Regions from separate parts of the Homo sapiens genome. Here regions 1, 2, 4 and 5 are each linked to region 3. The links are chromatin contacts, found by Hi-C or POLR2A ChIA-PET in ENCODE. All regions are on one chromosome and are shown on one strand. Each heading gives the region's core, a stretch centred on a gene start or an enhancer-like site at or near the end of the contact. The rest is flanking DNA. Distances are from core to core; before and after follow the strand shown. Region 1 holds the start of TOB2 (transducer of ERBB2, 2). Region 2 holds the start of CYB5R3 (cytochrome b5 reductase 3). Region 3 holds the start of SMDT1 (single-pass membrane protein with aspartate rich tail 1). Region 4 holds the start of TEF (TEF transcription factor, PAR bZIP family member). Region 5 overlaps POLDIP3 (DNA polymerase delta interacting protein 3).

What was found. A loop is a pair of places that touch in the nucleus more often than their neighbours do. ChIA-PET counts read pairs that join two places held with the same protein, here RNA polymerase II (POLR2A). Pooled maps may share reads with other maps.
Region 1: a loop to region 3 is called in a map of CD8-positive, alpha-beta T cell, with 6 times the contacts of the local background. The contact joins the promoter of TOB2 here to the promoter of SMDT1 in region 3. A Hi-C loop is called at or near these places in 1 of 168 maps with a recorded cell type or tissue (CD8-positive, alpha-beta T cell), 2 of 37 single-sample maps with no recorded cell type and 12 of 50 pooled maps. POLR2A ChIA-PET finds 5 or more read pairs at or near these places in 3 of 52 experiments (BJ, MCF 10A and naive thymus-derived CD8-positive, alpha-beta T cell).
Region 2: a loop to region 3 is called in a pooled map, with 3 times the contacts of the local background. The contact joins the promoter of CYB5R3 here to the promoter of SMDT1 in region 3. A Hi-C loop is called at or near these places in 3 of 50 pooled maps. POLR2A ChIA-PET finds 5 or more read pairs at or near these places in 4 of 52 experiments (CD8-positive, alpha-beta memory T cell, GM10248, WTC11 and 1 more).
Region 4: a loop to region 3 is called in a map of CD8-positive, alpha-beta T cell, with 7 times the contacts of the local background. The contact joins the promoter of TEF here to the promoter of SMDT1 in region 3. A Hi-C loop is called at or near these places in 2 of 168 maps with a recorded cell type or tissue (B cell and CD8-positive, alpha-beta T cell), 1 of 37 single-sample maps with no recorded cell type and 10 of 50 pooled maps. POLR2A ChIA-PET finds 5 or more read pairs at or near these places in 3 of 52 experiments (CD4-positive, alpha-beta T cell, GM10248 and activated B cell).
Region 5: POLR2A ChIA-PET joins it to region 3 with 11 read pairs in activated CD4-positive, alpha-beta T cell. The contact joins the enhancer-like site here to the promoter of SMDT1 in region 3. A Hi-C loop is called at or near these places in 1 of 37 single-sample maps with no recorded cell type and 3 of 50 pooled maps. POLR2A ChIA-PET finds 5 or more read pairs at or near these places in 2 of 52 experiments (GM12878 and activated CD4-positive, alpha-beta T cell).

Annotation. Positions count from the first base shown.
Region 1 is chr22:41,444,877-41,448,286 of GRCh38, reverse strand. TOB2 (transducer of ERBB2, 2) reads left to right here and starts at 1,486. Exons shown (of 2, transcript NM_016272.4): 1 at 1,486-1,908. It overlaps LOC105373043 (a long non-coding RNA gene), which reads right to left and starts at 1,342. Exons shown (of 2, transcript XR_938274.2): 1 at 255-1,342; 2 at 1-168. RefSeq lists a silencer at 355-454 and enhancers at 325-1,020, 1,025-1,274, 1,021-1,716.
Region 2 is chr22:42,648,068-42,651,078 of GRCh38, reverse strand. It overlaps CYB5R3 (cytochrome b5 reductase 3), which reads left to right and starts at 1,687. Exons shown (of 9, transcript NM_000398.7): 1 at 1,687-1,784. The coding sequence starts at 1,764. RefSeq lists silencers at 1,207-1,306, 1,617-1,806, 1,827-2,176 and an enhancer at 699-1,512.
Region 3 is chr22:42,077,935-42,080,961 of GRCh38, reverse strand. SMDT1 (single-pass membrane protein with aspartate rich tail 1) reads right to left here and starts at 1,262. Exons shown (of 3, transcript NM_033318.5): 1 at 1,008-1,262. The coding sequence starts at 1,193. PHETA2 (PH domain containing endocytic trafficking adaptor 2) reads right to left here. Exons shown (of 3, transcript NM_001002034.3): 3 at 1,524-3,027. The coding sequence ends at 2,889. RefSeq lists enhancers at 745-1,517, 2,758-3,027 and a silencer at 1,543-1,837.
Region 4 is chr22:41,379,824-41,383,281 of GRCh38, reverse strand. TEF (TEF transcription factor, PAR bZIP family member) reads right to left here and starts at 1,340. Exons shown (of 4, transcript NM_003216.4): 1 at 1,081-1,340. The coding sequence starts at 1,237. It overlaps LOC105373042 (a long non-coding RNA gene), which reads left to right and starts at 1,371. Exons shown (of 3, transcript XR_938271.3): 1 at 1,371-1,542. RefSeq lists enhancers at 502-581, 1,363-1,657 and silencers at 792-1,491, 1,522-2,121.
Region 5 is chr22:42,594,573-42,597,882 of GRCh38, reverse strand. POLDIP3 (DNA polymerase delta interacting protein 3) reads left to right here. Exons shown (of 9, transcript NM_032311.5): 5 at 1,518-1,697; 6 at 2,269-2,346. Among named protein-coding and RNA genes, the nearest start is that of POLDIP3, 19 kb to the left of the region's middle. Within about 2 kb of position 1,327, at least 3 of the 41 ENCODE cell types and tissues checked have a DNase peak (open chromatin) inside an H3K27ac peak, as active enhancers do.

The DNA.
Region 1 (3,410 bases), core at 237-2,736, 630 kb after region 3:
CTGTTGCATTCAGGGAAAGTGCATTTAAACCCCCCACGCTACTGGTGCTCTCCGCCCTTGCCAAAAAAAGCGATCAAGGAAAAAAAAAAAGCAAACTGTTCGTAGCTGGAAACTTTCGGATCTCGCCACCCAACGTGGGGATGGCGGCTGCTGCTGGGCCGGAACCGTCTGGAATGACAAAAAAGGTGTGGGCGGGAGGGGAGAACTGGGAAATGGGAGATCTAAGGAGGGACCGGGGAGAAGACCTCACTCACAGTCCCCCGGGGGCTCCAGACTGCATCTTCCGGCACTCCTGTCTGCCTGTGACCGCAGAACACGGCCCTCCCTCCCCCTGGCTCTGTGTCCCGCACACTCACAGAGGCAGAGCAGCCCGCGTGGCCAGAGCCGGGGGAGGGGGCCTCAGCGCGCGGGCCTGGCGCGCCCAGTCCCGGGTTCGCGGAGCCTCGCTCCGCCGCCCGAGGGGCCGTAGTGGGTGCGAGCCTTGCGCCCGTTGCACGGTCAGGGGCCACCCCACGCCGGCGGGACTGCGACTAGAAGAAATGTGGGGCTCTCCCGCGTGCCCCACACTGGGGTCGCTGGCCAGAAAGAGCAAACAAGAGTTGGGAGAGGGGCTGCGCCCGCGCGCCTGCGCAGAGCCAGAGCCGGCCCTCCAGGCTGCAAGGAAAGGAGCGCCAGAGGCGGTGAGGGGAAGGTCCTTTGTGGCACTCGGCTAGTTTCACGGCCGTCAGCCTCGTCCTCGGCTCCTCTTACTCCCGCACAGCGTGGCCCAGGCCCCAGAGTCTCCCTCGCCTTTCTTTCGACGTTGAGCCCCCCGAGGAATCACAAGGCGCTCGGAAGACTCATGCCTGCCCGAAACGGGTCCGAAATGTTTCCAGAGCCCGCGTCGTCCCCTCAGTTCCCCCTCCCGCAGAGGCCGTAACGGGGCGATGCTATCGCCGCGGACACGGCCAGACGCTCGGAGCTGGAGGGAAGGCCCCGGGAAACGGCTCGGGCAAACGTCCGAACCATGGGCTCCGAGGCAGGTGCAGGGCGGACGACTCAGCGGGGGGTTTCCGGCGGGCATGGTGACTCCCTCCCCTCCCCCGCGATACTCGTCCCCCAAACACAACTAAAGGGAGAGTGCACTGTGCCCGGCTCGTGAGCAACCCGGCCCCAGGTGGTCCCCGGCCCTCACGGAGCGCCCCTGGGAGAACACCTCACACGACGCGCACAAGTTCAGAGTGGTATGGGAATGAAGGAAAGGAGTGCGGCGCGGCGCTGTGACAGGGAGGGGAAGACGGGGAGCCGGACGCACGACCGGCGAGCACAGAAGGGCACAGGAGCTGCTCCGCGAGATACCAGCGAGCTGAGGCGCGGGGCTGGCTGGGAAGTAGTCCCGGCCGGGCCCTGGCCCCGCCCCTGCAGGGCGGAGGGACGCATCACGCAGGGGTGGGGAAGCCGGATCCGTGCGCAGGGTTGCTAAGGGTGAAACTTTTCATTGACTTTGCTCACTTCGGGCCGGGGCGCGGGAAGGTGCGGGTTGTTGGCTGAGGCAAGCCGTGGCTCGGGCGACGCGGGGCCAGGAGGGCAGGACCGTCTGCCGGCGACAGCCCATACCGTCTGCCGTTGCGCGACACGAACCACCCTCCGATCCGCCATCCCCGCGTCGTCGCCGCTAGTCCGCCCGCCCGCCCTCGGGCCCCCCGCTGCCGAGCCCGACCTCCTAAGAGCTGAAAGAAATTATTGAGAGTCATAGTCCATAGCCCCCTGCTTCGTCCCCCAACCCTCAACGACGAAAAGGACTTCGGTCCCCTGGCCCGGCGACGCCCGGGAAGGAAAGGAGAGCGACCTCCGCCCCGCGCTCAGGCCACCCTGGAGGGAGAAGCCGCCCCGCGGCCGGTAGAGCGCCCCGCCGCCGCGGAGACCCGAGTGAGTGAGTTGGGGGGCGTGCGGGCGGGGGGCCCGCCCCGAGACCCAGCCGGCCGGACTACCTCTTCCACCCCGCCCCACTCCCGCTTTGCTGGACTCTCCACGTTGCTGCCGCTCCCTCCCCGCCTGGCCAGCATTTTCTTTCCCCATCCAGCTTCCCTCCAGACCCCACTTTCCCCAGCTCCTCTTCTCACGCCATCTGTGCTCCTGGGGTGCCCAAGAGCTCCTTTTTCTCCCAGTTCCAAGAGTGGCCCTCTCCTGGGTGGGGTGCATTTCCTCCCTTCCCCGCCTCCCCCGGTTCTTTATATCCTAGCTACTCGCTAGATCTTCCTTGTTCTCCAAAGAAACATAACTCCCCCCACCGTTAAATAAATCCGAGGAAGGAAGGGGATCCAGGCCTTGTTTTTCTGCTTCTTTTCCCGTGTGCAGGGAAGGGGGGTGGTAATTGTTAATAGACTCTATTTCTGGCTCTGTGGAGCCTGAAGGGTGGAGGGTGGACACCCCCTTTGGCGACGGGACAGGTCAGTGGAGATTGTCCTTGGGCCACTGAGCCAGAGTTCACCGTTTCGGCTGAGCTCTTTATACTCTTAAGTGTTTTAATGGAAAATTGGGCAGAAAAAAGTACCCTTAGAGCAGTGCCAGTGAGTGGATTCTGCTTATCTTGGTAAGGTGCCTGCGAGGTGGGGCCCTACCCCCAAACTCCTTCCCCTCCTGTCCGGAGGATGAACTGTGCCCTTGACCACCAGAAATCTGGGAGGGGAAGGAGGGTGCAGAGAGGAGGCACAGCCGGCAGGCCCTCTCCCTCCCCCAGGAGAAACCAGAACCCCGCACAGCAAGCTTCAGCTTGGGGACGGGTGGAGGCCAGTCTCTGGTGCTACTCCGTATCTAAACGGTCTTTTTCTCCTTCTTACCCACCGTACCCTGGGAATGGGTCCTTCATCTCTGATTTTCCGGCAGAAAAACAATCCTATTGCTTTCTTGGGCTTCTACCCCCATCCCTCCGTGAAGCATAGGGGGAAAGAAGCTTGTGTGGGAGGAAGGATTAAGGAGGTTTAACACCCAGCGGGGGAGCTTGCCGAGGATCTGGTAAGTCTGGTCGTAAAGCAGACCTTGCAATGGGAGGAGACACACAGAATTTTAGTATGAGAAGATGCTCAGGTGTCAGGTGTACAGTTTTTTTCTTCTCTGCCTGGGAACCTTTTCCTATTTCCCTCTCCCGGATCTGGTTACTCAGTCTTCGATTAGAAATGGGGTGAGGCTTGGGCCCTGCTGGCCTTGGCCTGGCGCCTCCCCACAGCTTGACTGGAAATTTCTTTGGCCGAGAGGACGGGAGAACTGGGTTTGATTCCTGCCTTTCCTTTCCTGGCTGTTTGGGGTGCTGGAGCCGAGTCCGCTAGGCATTAAGTGAAAAAGATCCGTTTCCCTTTGAATCCACCGTCCATCCAGCAACCCCACACGGACCGCCCAGGCCCTGGAATTCAGATTGGGTGGGGGGAAGGGGG
Region 2 (3,011 bases), core at 438-2,937, 570 kb before region 3:
AGCACCAGGAGCTCACATCTGGGTCCAAGACCCTACCAGGAGAGCAAGGCAAGAGAATGACGCTAAGGCCCAGCATGAGCCTACACAGAGAAGGTGCCCACTGTCTGTCAAATTCATCCATTCAACAAGTATTTAGGCTGCTCATCGTGGCTCACGCTTATAATCCCAGCACTTTGGGAGGCCAAGGTGGGAGGATGGCTTGAACCCAGGAGTTCCGGACCAGCCTGGGCAACATAGTGAAACCCGTCTCTACAAAAAAATGCAAAAATGGCCGGGCGCGGTAGTTCCCACCTGTAATCCCGGCACTTTGGGAAGCCGAGGCAGGTGGATCACCTGAGGTCGGAAGTTCGAGACCAGCCTCACCAACATGTTGAAACACCGTCTCTACTAAAAATACAAAATTAGGCCGGGCGCGGTGGCTCACGCCTGTAATCCCAGCACTTTGGGAGGCCGAGGCGGGCGGATCACGAGGTCAGGAGATCGAGACCATCCTCGCTAACACGGTGAAACCCCGTCCCTACTGAAAATACAAAAAATTAGCCGGGCGCGGTGGGGTGCCTGTAGTGCCAGCTACTCGGGAGGCTGAGAATGGCGTGAACCCTGGAGGCGGAGCTTGCATTGAGCCGAAATGGCGCCACTGCATTCCAGCCTGGGGGACAGGGCGAGACTCTGTCTCAAAAAAAAAAAAAAAAAAAAAAAAAAAAAGATTAGCTGGTTAGCCAGATGTGGTGGCACATGCCTGTAATTTCGGGAGGCTGAGGCAGGAGGATCTGTTGAACCCTGGAGGCGGAGTTTGCGGTGAGCCGAGATCGCGTCAATGCATACCAGCCTGGGCAACAAGAGCGAAACTGCGTCTCAAAAAAAAAAACAATTAGCCGGACGTGGTGGCATGTGCCCAGCTACTCAGGAGGTTGAGGCAGGAGGAACACTTGAGCCTGGGAGGTTGAGGCTAAAGTGAGCTGTGATCAGGCTCCTGCATTCCAGTCTGGGCAAGAGTGAGACCCTGCTTTACCAAAAAAAAAAAAAAAAAAAAAGGTATTTATTGAGCACCTACTATATGCTAGGCTCTGTGTGGCTAGGCTCTGGGGATGTACGGGACTTCAAACCAGATAGGGCCTTGCCCTCCGGGAGCGCACAGTCCACTGGGATGGGGTGGGAGTGGGGGAAACACGCAGGAGGCCTTCAGCTAAGTGGGACAAAGATCACTCCACAGTGGGACAATGGCGTGGGGAGCGGAGGCGCCGCCGGCGAGGAGGCTCCGGGCGGGCCGTGCTGAGACCGCAGCATTTAACCCGGCCCGAGGCAGCTGGGAACAGTGCTGCCCAGGGAACTACAAATTCAAAGGCCCGGGGAAGGGCCGCGCTGAGCAGCTGCAGGCACAGGCCCAGGCCAGGCCAGGCAGGACCGGCCCCTGCAGTCTCGGAGGCCGGGGGAAGATTCCGCCTCTTATTCTCGCTCCCATCCGGGGGGCGCCATCTTGCTTCCTTTATGGCGGCGAACGAGGCCCAGAGAGGCCACCGTCCCGCGCGGGGCAGCACAGCGGCGGGAGAGCTCGGAGCGCAGAGGGCCGCATCCCCAGTTCCCAGTCTCCATCCCCGGCAGAAGCAGGCGGAGCGACCCGGTCCCCGCCCCCGCGCCCGCCCCGCCCCGCGCGCCCGCCTGGCCCCTCGGCCCCGCCCCTGCTCCGGAGTGACGCGGGCCCGGGCGCGACGGTCTCGGCGGCGGCGGCGGCGGCGACAGAGCGAGCGCGGCGCGGGGCCACCATGGGGGCCCAGCTCAGCACGGTAGGCGGGGAGGGGGCGCCGGGGCCGCGGGGCGTCGCGAGGGACTGGGACCCGGCGGCGAGGGGGCGGGCTGGCCTGCGGGAGGTGACGCGGGACCCGGGCCGCACCCGGCCGCACCCACTTCGCCCGCCCAGCCCGCCGCGCCCCACCCCACCCCACAAGGGCCTGGGCGAGCTACGTGGTGACCGCTACTTACGCCCTGGCAGTCTGCAGCGGGGACCCAGCCCTCCTGCCCGGGGGGCGCGCCAGAGCCCAGCACCCGGGGGCACCTGGGCCCTGCCCTGGCCGCCGTGGGGCCTTGGCTGCTGGAGGGACCCGTGGTTGTGAGCGTGTGTGCCGCTGAGTGTGAGTGTGTGAGCGAGCGTGTGAATGGCTTGAGAGTGAATGTGTGTGTGAGTGTGACCGTGGGTGTGAAGGGCGGGCATGGAAACGTGTGATGGGGTGTGTGTGTGTGTACGGGAGTATGTGAATGGGCGATGTCACTGACTGCGACTGAACGTGTGTGTGTGTGCGATGTCACTATGTCAGAGGGTTTTGCACGTTTAGCAACAAGGAACAGAACCCGGATGACACGGGGGCATCCTCCCAATGCTCAGTGGGCCAGGCTCCCATCAAGGCCAGGCTCCCACTGACCCTGCAAGCTGTGCTGGGGACCTCACACTTTGCGGTGTCAGTGCTGTTTGCCCCATTTCACAGATGGGGAAATGCAAACTAGTCTTGGCCACCGTCCCACAACGCTGCCGCCGGAAGGAGCCTGCTCCATGGGGTTTCAAAGTCCACTCTGCTGCTGTCACTCCTGGGCTGGCCTAGAGCCACCTTCCCTTCCCCCCAGGCCACCTCCTCTCCCCAGTTTCTCAAAAGTTGACCATGGTGAGGCTGGAGGCTTGAGTCTGTGTGGACATGTGGAGGCTGCGGCTGCAGAGGGCAGCTCTCCTGTCAACTGTGACCCGCTAGGCGTGGGGAGGCTGGCACAGGAGGAATCAGCCCAGTGCTCCTCCACCTCCACCTCTACCTCTATGCCTGGCATCTGCCACTTGGAGGGCACCTGGGTCCTCCCTCCTTGGGGAGGACCTGGAGTCTCCTCCTTGGGGATCCAGGCAAAAGGCCTCTTGGCTTGGGTGGTTGCTAAGGAAAGTGTGGCCCAACCCAGAACTTCGGGATGTTCAGACCCCAGGCAACCTTGGCCAGGGTGAACCTGTGGGCATCACCCCAACCTCCATGCAACAC
Region 3 (3,027 bases), core at 13-2,512:
TGTACAGTGAAGGGATATTCTACACAGTTCACTAAGTAACAGGTTCCCTGATGCCTGAGAAATTTGATTTAAAAATTTTAGAAACAGATGTATTTGAAAGTGGGCATGTATTTACACTCAAAGACTTTAGATGGATTGGGAGAATGTCAGTAAAATCTCAGCAACATTTCTCTCGTATTCCTAGAATTAAAAAAATTTTTTTTTCAACTGTTTTGATAAGGCAGGTCTTTCCCAACATGGACCTACAGTCAATTGTGTGAGTTAGCATAGGCTAGACTAGCTTTAAGAGAATTTGTTTTTTTAACTCCCACACCACACAGCCCTGCAGTCGTAAAGCAAACTTTCGCTTGATATAAGGGACTGTTTCCGTTTTCCCTAGAAAAACTCAAGCATGTGATAGCGTTCAGTGTTGGAAAAAGACAGGACCTGGTGGGGACGGTACCAGGAAGAAACCCGGATGCTGCGTCCTCAGCGCTGGCCTTGGATACGAGCTTCACCGCTCTAGCCCGATTCTTCATTTGAAAACCCGTGATTGTAATAATTCCCTGCACATCTATCAGGACTGTAAATCACATGAATTAAATATTAGGTGACAACTAATAAAAAGATGAGGCCCGTCCCACGTACCCTTTATTTACAGAGTCCTTTCAAAATTCATATTTCATCCCATAAACTAGGAGACAGGCAGGGCAGAGATTACAGGACTGCTCTAAGCTAGAAGCACACGGCCTAGTCTTCTGACTCCAGAGGAGCAGAGCACCGCACCTCTCAGGACAAGCTAATGTAAAAGGCCAACTTCCTCAGCGTTTGCCCCCCATCTTCTGTCTACCTACCATTTTCTACACACCTGTCAAAATTAGCAACTCATTAGCGTATTCTTGGTCCGCCTTCCAGTCTACGGTAATCGTTATGATTGGCCTTGGCTCCTATCAATCAGCGCCGCCCTCACGCACTCCCCACAATGATTGGCCTCAGCCCCTTCGCCCCGTCTCCAGGAGGACACTCACTTTCACCGGTTTGGGCAAAATGGCGCCGCTGCGGGTAACGATGACTGACCTCGACGGTACCAGGCTCCGGCCTGAGCCGCTCCATGCGGCGGAGACATCGCCATCTTTCCTCAAGCTAGGCCCGCTCCGGAGAGCCCCGGACCTGACGGGTGCCAATACTAGCCAGCGAGCCGCTCCGGACGCCATGCCCCCAGCTCCGCCCCTCACCCGGGCACCCGCACCCCACCGCCCAGCCCTCGTGCCGCCCTCGGGAAGAAAGCCGCCCGAAGCCTCGCGAGAGTTTGAGGAGTACACGAGAAGCCCAGCCCTCCCACTCGCGCAGTGCCGGCGGCTCCTGGGGCGGCGGGAGGGAGGTGTTTGTCACTGGCCGGCATGGTGGCGTCACGAGAGTGGCGGCGCAGCCCCGGCTCCCTCAGTCCGCGTCCTGCTGGGCGTGGCCGCGGTCTTGGGTCCGCCCGGCCGTCAGAACAGGCCTCAGCGGCCGGTTGTGGAAATAAACCCAGGGAGCGGAAGGAGTAATAACGAAAAAGCTTTACTAGTGTTTTAACCGTGTACAAAACACTGTAGCAATAAGAGAAAGGCCCGTGCTATCTGTGTTTAAACAAAATGCAGTGGCTGCGGGGCTTCCAGGCAGGGCTGGGGAACAGGCCGGGCGCCCGCCTTGGGCGCATCTCCGCCTCTTAGGGGTAAGAGGCTCAGAGCCTACCCCTTAGGCCTAGTTGGATGCGGGTCGGTCCTGCCCAAGGCCCCAGTGAGGGGAGCCGAGGCTAGGAAGGGGCAAGTTTTATGTGTTTGGGAGGGGGTGTCTCTTCCCGGCCTCTGCGTCTTCCCCCTGGAGCGTCAGTATGGTCAGGCTCTGGTGACCCAGCCGCTTTGCCTCCCGACTTTGGGAAGAGTAGCAAGGAGAGGTCCTGGCAAGTACACCCTGGGTGACAAACGGCTATGAGAGTTCCCAGGTGATTTCTCGAGCAGCTTCAGTTTACCGGAGCCCAGCCAGGAGAGAGAATTTTAGCACAGGAAACGCAATCCCGTGTCCAAGCTCCTAGAATACCCAGGACTGAGAACCAAAGCAACAGACTTTTCCCAGGGAGCCACACTGCCTCCCCACCTCTTCTTTAACCCCTCACTTGGCAGCTCCAGGAGTTGGCTGCTGAAGACAGAGTACAGGAGGGCATTTCGTTGACGTAAAAAAGCTACAAGCCCCTTCCGGGGCAAGGTCCAGCACCATCTGTTAACAGGGCAGCCAGGGAGAAAGGATGGGACCCCAGCACTCTGAGCAGAATAAATCTCTCTTCACTGGCCGAAGACCCTCTGCCTCAAAGGGCCCTACCCAGACTGCTGAGTGAGGATCCCATCCCCAATCTTCCCACCCCTCTCAGGAAGAGCTGGGTCCCAGAAACTCCTATGACACAATAAATCCACTTTCTCTGACAGTGTCAGAGCTTCAAGCCGATACTGCAGCCTACCTCGGATTTAAGTGCACAGGAGACTCCCCAGGTTGGAAATTATGGCTCTAGAGCCCGGTGTGTAGGCCAAAGGTATGGCAAGCCTGTGACAGTCTCGGGTGACATTCCCCACTTCCTTCATTTCATTAACATCCCCTGGGAGGGGGCAGTCAGGCCAGTGCAGTCAGGAGATTGGGGTCTTGCTCTGTGGCTGCTAAGTCTCCTTCCTTCTCTGGACCTCAGGAAATAAAGAGGATGGAAGGAATGGTCCCGCAGTCCCTTCCAGACACACGGGTGGATCTCGAACCTGGAGAATGCCTAAATAGCAGGAAGGAGAGAACCCATGTCCCCTCCCAAAACGCAACCTTGGAAATGGGTAAACATTTAACTCCTGAAAAAGAACTGGCCCTGGTTTCCTGACTCAAAGGGCCCAGACTTAGGGCCTATCCTGTTCCTCACATTTTGAGTGGCTCCCCTGGGCCCTCTTCTGCCAACACTGCCGCAGCTCCACGATCTCCTGGCCATACCAGTCATGCAGGGTAGAGAAGCAGGAGGTCTCAGGGGACACAGGGCTC
Region 4 (3,458 bases), core at 91-2,590, 700 kb after region 3:
CACCTGATGTGCTGAAGCTATTTATAACTCAACAGTGACAGCCACAGGGATGGGAGCCTCAGCATACACCCAGGAAAGGAAGAGAAATGGCATTTTAAAAAGGAAAATCCATTCCCCAGGCCAGACAACTCTCGAAGGCCTATCCCTTTCCCAAACCCTGAATAACTGATGGCTCTTGGAAATGCAAAGGTCTCACACTCAAAGTATACCTCAGTGCACCCACAACCCCACCACAGGCGGCCCTCCTGCTGCTCCCTGCACCCCATCTCCCAGGGCGAAAAACAAGGCCAGACCTGCTTTCCGTATACGCCCCAGTGACGTTCCTGGCCTAGGCAAAAAGATGAAGCTCAGTCCTGCCGCCGTGGCCCCAGAATCTAAGGGTCAGCCCCAACCAACCAGGCGAAGGGCCTCAGTGGACTCATCTGACCCTCATCGTTTCTCTGCTTGGCCCAAAACTCCCCTCCCAAGGCGCCTCACACTACTCGCCCACACCCCCCCCACCCGCTCAGCAGAAGCCCCGCAACAGAAAGGCTCCCGTTGGACCTAGTAGCTGGCGCTACTCACACCCAGGGAGGAAGCCAGGTCCCTCCGGGAGGGGTAAGGCCACGTACGATGACAGTTCGCTACCCTAGGCCTGCGCTTCCTAAACTTTGGTGTACTTGGAAAATAATGGGGGTGCGGTGGGGTGCTCCTTAAAATGCAAGACCCCTGTCCCAGTGACCGCAGATTGGGTGGGGCGCAGGAACCAGCAATTTAAACAGGCATCCCGAGTGACTCCGATGCAGGTGGCCCCGGGGGAGGGGCCCTGGAGCGTCATTTAAGTGACTGCTCCCGATCCCCTTCCGCCTCCTCAAAACCTCTCCCCACCCTCTCCCGCCAGACCCACCGTCTCAGCCCGCCCCTGACCCTCTGTCCTCAGCCCCCCGGCCTCGTCCTCCAGGCTCCTGGTCATCCAGGCCCCATCCCCCTCCGCTGGACCACTGCTCCCTGACCCACTGCCTCCCCGGCCCCGCCCTCACGAGGCCCCGCCCCTGTATAAGCCCCGCCCCCAGCCCGCGCGGACCACCCCCCCGCCCTCACCGAGGCGCGCCTCGCGCGGGGGGTTCTCCATCAGCTTCTTCAGGACCAGGGGGAAGGACCCCGACAGGCCCCTTTCCCCAGCTGCGCGCCCCGGCCCCGGACCGGGTCCTGCCTGCGGGTCCACAGGCGGCTTCTTTCCGCCGCCCGCGTCGGACATCGTGCCCCGGACTCGGCTCGCGCACCTCGCCTCCCCCGCCCGCCCCCCGAGATGGGCCGGAGCCGTGCGACCCGCTGCAGCTGCCGACACGGGCAGCTACTGCGCAGGCGCCCAATGGCGCCCCCGCCTCCTTCCATCGCTACCCCGCCTGCGGACCGGCTCTGGCACATTAATTATTCATGAGGCCAGGCCAGCTTCCCCGGATCGTTGCTCTGGATTGGTCCAGCCTGCGAGAGGGGCAGGCGCAGATCCTCGGGCCGTGATTGGTCGGGCAGCCGGGATAAGATAGACACGTGCGGGGCCAGGTGAGGACCCTCGCGGAGGCCCCGCCCCGCCGCCCCTGTGTCCCCTGATTGGCGCCTGCTGGAGTCTTTGTGGTGGGCCTTCCTCGGCGCGGTCCCTTCCCTCCTACCAGTGTTCCCCCTTCACCGCCCTCTTCATAACCCCCGCCCTCCCCAACCACCGCAGCCTCTCCCTCTTGTCCCCGACTTGCAACCTTCCCGACGCGCCACCGAAGAGGGGCGGAGCTCGGAGCGGCCAGGCCGGCCAAAGCGACCTATCCGAGCTCCTGCTCGCGCGGCGTGTCCACCCCCCGCGGGTCACGTGGAGCCGCAGCCGAGTCTGGTCGCGGGGGGAGGGGGCAGAGGAGGAAGGCGCGGGAACAGCCAATGGAGGGCGGGGGCGGGGCCCGGGGCGGTGCACGAGGCGCCGCACGTGCGGGGCTGTGGCGGGGCGGGAGGGGAAGGGAGGGACGGGTCTTTTTGTTCTGGGGACTCTGCCCAGGGTCGCGGGGCAGGGACGCTGAGCTTAGCCCGCACTTCTGCTCCCACGCGACCCAGAGGTCGCCTGAGGGCAGGGCCGGGGACCGCGACCTGCCAAGTCGTAGGGATGGCCTGAGCAGGCTTGGCCGCCCTAGAGCGGGGTGTCGGGTTGCCCACGCATCCAGATCAACACTAGCGTGGAGGGAGCATTCCTGAAGCTCTGACCTGAGCCAGGGCCCGAGTACATGTTTCCGCCCTCCCACTTACTAGCTTATGACCTTGGGAAAGTCCGGTTGCTTCACTGGAGCTTGTTTCCTCGGCCATAAAATTAAGAGGTTGGGCTAGAGAATCTCCACAGTCCCAAACAGATGTGAAATTCTTTTCCTTTCTAGAACTCTCCCTTCTTTTACCTAGAAAACAAAAACCTCCTTGACACCAGGTACCGATGCCACGTTTTGTGGGAGAACCACCTCCTCTCTTAAAATATAAAGCCTCCCCGGGAGTTCCGCAGAAATCCGTAAAAATGTAATATGTGGCGCGGTACACAAATGGAAAGCTGCTCCTAAACAGCGCTCAGAACTTTGTACCTCTTTATAGTACAGATCAGACTCCGCTGCAAACCCAGGCAACATTAGACTCCCCGCTTAACTCCCGGAAGGCAGAGAGCTTGGCTTGTTTATCCAGCATCCCTACAGTGGCCCAGCCCTTCTAGCAGGAGGGGTTGGGGGGGTGGTATAGTGATAGTCCTTGGTTCAGGGGGTAGATGCATGATCCAGACACCCACAGCCAGCTAAAAGTTATCAAGCTGATGCAATCAGAATTTTGCTGGGGCTGGGCTTGGTGACTCACGCCTGTAATCCCGGCACTTTGGGAGGCAGAGGTGGCGGATCACCTGAGGTCAGGAGTTCGAGACCAGCCTGGCCAACAGGGCGAAACTCCGACACTACTGTAAGTACAGAAATAATTAGACGGGCATGGTGGCTGGCGCCTGTAATCCCAGGTACTGGGGAAGCTGAGGCACGAGAATCGGTTTGAACCTGGGAGGTGGAGGTTTCAGGGAGCCGAGATCGCGCCACTGCAGTCAAGCCTGGGCGACAGAGGGAGACTCCATGTCAAAAAAATAAATAAATAAAAATAATTTTGCGGCGGGGTAAGGAGGAAAAAGAAGTTGGGTAGCTGACCAGGCCTGGAAAGCAAGAGATTTGAAGGACTTTGGGTGGTGGTAGAGACAGGATGATAGGTCTGATTCCAAAATTCAAGCTCTCACTGCCACTGTAATTGAACCTCAGTCATTTTCTGAATCTGATGCCTCGATTGCTTTACCTTTTCAGGCCTCCTTTTCTTTTTATTTTCTTTTCTTTTCTTTTCTTTTTTTCTTTTTTTTTTTTTTGAGACGGAGTTTTGCTGTTGTTGCCCAGGCTGGAGTGCAATGGCGCGATCTCGGCTCACCGCAACCTCCG
Region 5 (3,310 bases), core at 78-2,577, 520 kb before region 3:
GTTTGAACCCCGAGGTGGAGGTTGCAGTGAGCCAAGATTGCGCCACTGCACTCCAGCCTGGGTGACAGGGCGAGACTCCGTCTCAAAAAAAAAAAAAAAAAAGAGGTCGTGAAGCTGAATGATGCCAGTTTGTTTCTTTACAAAGGGACCAGGCCTTTCCAGTAATTAGACTGCTCAAGTCTGCTATCAAGGGAACTATCAGCTTGCTCAGTGAGTCTCTATCCCTATTTGATACCCTAATTGAATAAATGCCATATTTATACTCATGCGTCTTGTACCCTGTGAGATGGGTACTGTTGATTACCCTCGTTGATGGATGAGGGACAGGCATGGAGAGGTGAAATAAGCCTGTTCAACATCACCCAGCTGATGAGAAGCAGTGGATCTAGGAATGGAGCCCGAGCAGTCTCGCTCTCAGGGCCCTGTGTGGAGTCACTGTGCTGTCCCAGCTCTGGAGACGCAGAATTCCACATGAGGAATGTGGAATTCAGCATGGGGATGACGCTGCTTCACCCAGACTTGGAGGAGCGTGGTGAATTGCCCGTGCCCATGCTCTGATGTGCCTCTCTGGCCGCTGCGTTCCTCCTTTCTCCCTGCCCTGGGTCAGTGCCTGTAAACACTGCCCTAAATCAGCAGGGCCCCCGTCACTTCTGCTTTATGCACCTTTTTCCTCAGACACATTAATACAGGGGAGTTTTGTTTCCAAGGGACCACATCCAGATGGAGGGGCTGTTTTTGGTGATCTGCACTGCCAAATGCCCGAGTGTCCCTGACAGTCGGAGCTGATGAGGCCAAGGCTGTGTGTGGTTCCTCTGGATGGCCAGAAGAGGAACCAAAACACTGAATTCTGGGCCTTCTTAAGAGTGGTGATCAGCACATTGTGATAGAAGCATATCTGGGAATGAACTTGGCCTCAAGCTTTTGGCCTTTTAATTTTTTTTTTTGTAAGCAAAAGCAGCTTTATTAAGAAAACAAAGGAATAAAAGAATGGCTACTCCACAGGCAGAGCAGCTCTTTTACATTTTTTATAGAGATGAGGTCTCACTGTGTTGCCCAGGTTGGTCTTGAACTCCTGGCCTCAAGCAGTCCTCTCACCTCAGCCTCCCAAAGTGCTGGGATGGCAGATGTGATCCACTATGCCTGGCCAAGCTTTTGGCCTTCTGACCAGCCTCATATTGTAGAATTTTTAGAAAGTCTAAGTGGTGTGGGTGAGCCTGTGGCTCCTGGGTAATTTTCCAGGTCAGGGCTGTATGGAAGCTTCCTGCCAAGAGCTTCTAGCACTGTGGGGAGTGGCTTCTGTGAGTGCGCGTTCAGGCTGTGTGTTTTTCTCTCCCCCTGCCCCTTCCCTATGGGATGTCACTGGCAGCCGGCAGCCTTTTTGGCTCCAGACCTCTAATAGAATTAGAGAGCTGGGAGGCATCGAGGGTTCATGCTCTCAGCAAGTTGTCAACCTCTTGGGGCTTCTTCAGAACATTGCAGGTCTGGCTTCTCAGATTCTTTTCTGTCTCTTCGTTTAGGCTGGGCTAAGCAGTTCCAAGCTTTCCATGTCCAAGGCCCTCCCTCTCACCAAAGTGGTTCAGAATGATGCATACACAGCTCCTGCTCTCCCTTCCTCTATTCGAACAAAAGCCTTGACCAACATGTCCCGGACACTGGTGAACAAGGAAGAACCCCCCAAAGAGCTGCCAGCTGCTGAGGTGAGGTGATGGTGGTGACTGCAGCAGTTGGGGTCAGGAGGGCTGTATGCTTATATGTACCTCATTGTGTTCCCCACAACGCCTTTGTGAGGTGGGCATTGCCACCCCCATTCTACAGATGAGCAAACCAAGACCTAGGGACTCTTACCCTCAAAGACCTTGCAGGCTAGTGGGGACGGCAGACCTGCTGAGAGATTGCGGTATCTGGTGATATGTTAGACTCTCTCAGAAGAAAGCTATTAGGAGGGCTGAGGACAGATTATCTCATTCCAGTTGGGAAGTCTGGGAAAAAGGGCTCTTTTAGCTGAGTGGGTCTGGAAGCATGAGTAGCCTTCCAGGTAGAGGCTCAGGGCCTGAGAGGCTTGCGTATTTGGGAGATGGGAGAGGGTCCATGCTTTTAGCATAGAGTGATGGGGGGTGTAGTGGACACTGAAGTTCAGGGGGCCCATTTGTGGTAACTCTCCATGGAGCTTTCCTCTGGGCCTTCCTAGTCACGTGCCTGGAGGAATTTCTGTTGTGGGAATGCTTATCAGCCATCTGGCTTCTGGTAATGCTCTTGTCTGTGTGGCAGCCTGTTCTCAGCCCATTGGAAGGCACCAAGATGACTGTGAATAATCTGCACCCTCGAGTCACTGAGGAGGACATTGTTGTAAGTACTGTGACCTACCAAACATTTAAATCTCAAACTGCCTCTGTGGCAAAGGTCTCTTAAGACCCACCCTCAGGTTTGATGACTGCTAGGACTCACCAGACTCAGCATATAGTCACGCTCAGGGCTGAGACTAATGACAGCAAAAGGATGCAGAGCAAATGGCTCATGGGGTGAAGTCGGGGGGAAACGAGGCACAAGCCTCCAGAGGCCCCTCCCAGCAGAGTCGCACAGGATGCTGGGTGCAACTCGCAGCAAGTTGTGACAATACATGTGACACCAGGGAAGCTCATTAAAGACTCAGTACCCAAAGGTTTTACTGGGGGCTGGTCACTTCGGCATTCTCTGTGTAGCATGTACTAAAATTCCAGACTCCCAGAGGGAAAGCAGCTGTTGAGCAGAAACCATGTTGTTTGCACAGTCCAGGCACAGTGAACTGTGGGGTGGCAGGAGCCCTCCTGAGATCCGAGTTCTCAGATGCCAGCCAAGGGCCACCCCTGGAATCGGACCTTTCAAACAATAGCAGTCAGCCCAGCTGCTTCACTCTTCTGCACAGCTTCTAGCCAAGGCCAGGTGCCTGGCCTGAATCTCAGAGTCAGGGGATATCTATGCTATAATGGGTCCTAAATGGGATCCTTTAGTCCCACTGGGCAGTATCCAATAGTTGTGTTTTCCTGTGTCCTTTGGAGGTATTACAAGATGATTCCAAAGTGAAAGAAGTGAGATGGATTGGTGGTATCCACCTTCCTGGTCCATCCCGTCCCACCCATGGCAGTCATGGGCAAAACCTGTCAAATGTCTGTGAGCGGGGTTCTGGATGCAGCTAGGACTTCTTTTCAACATCATTTTCATTCAGGCACCCAAAAGAGCCATTAGTTTAGAAATCCAGGCATCCTTTGAACTGTCAGATCACAAAATGAATACGTTTGGAGAATCCAGCCTCTCCCTGCAGTTAAGTCCCAGA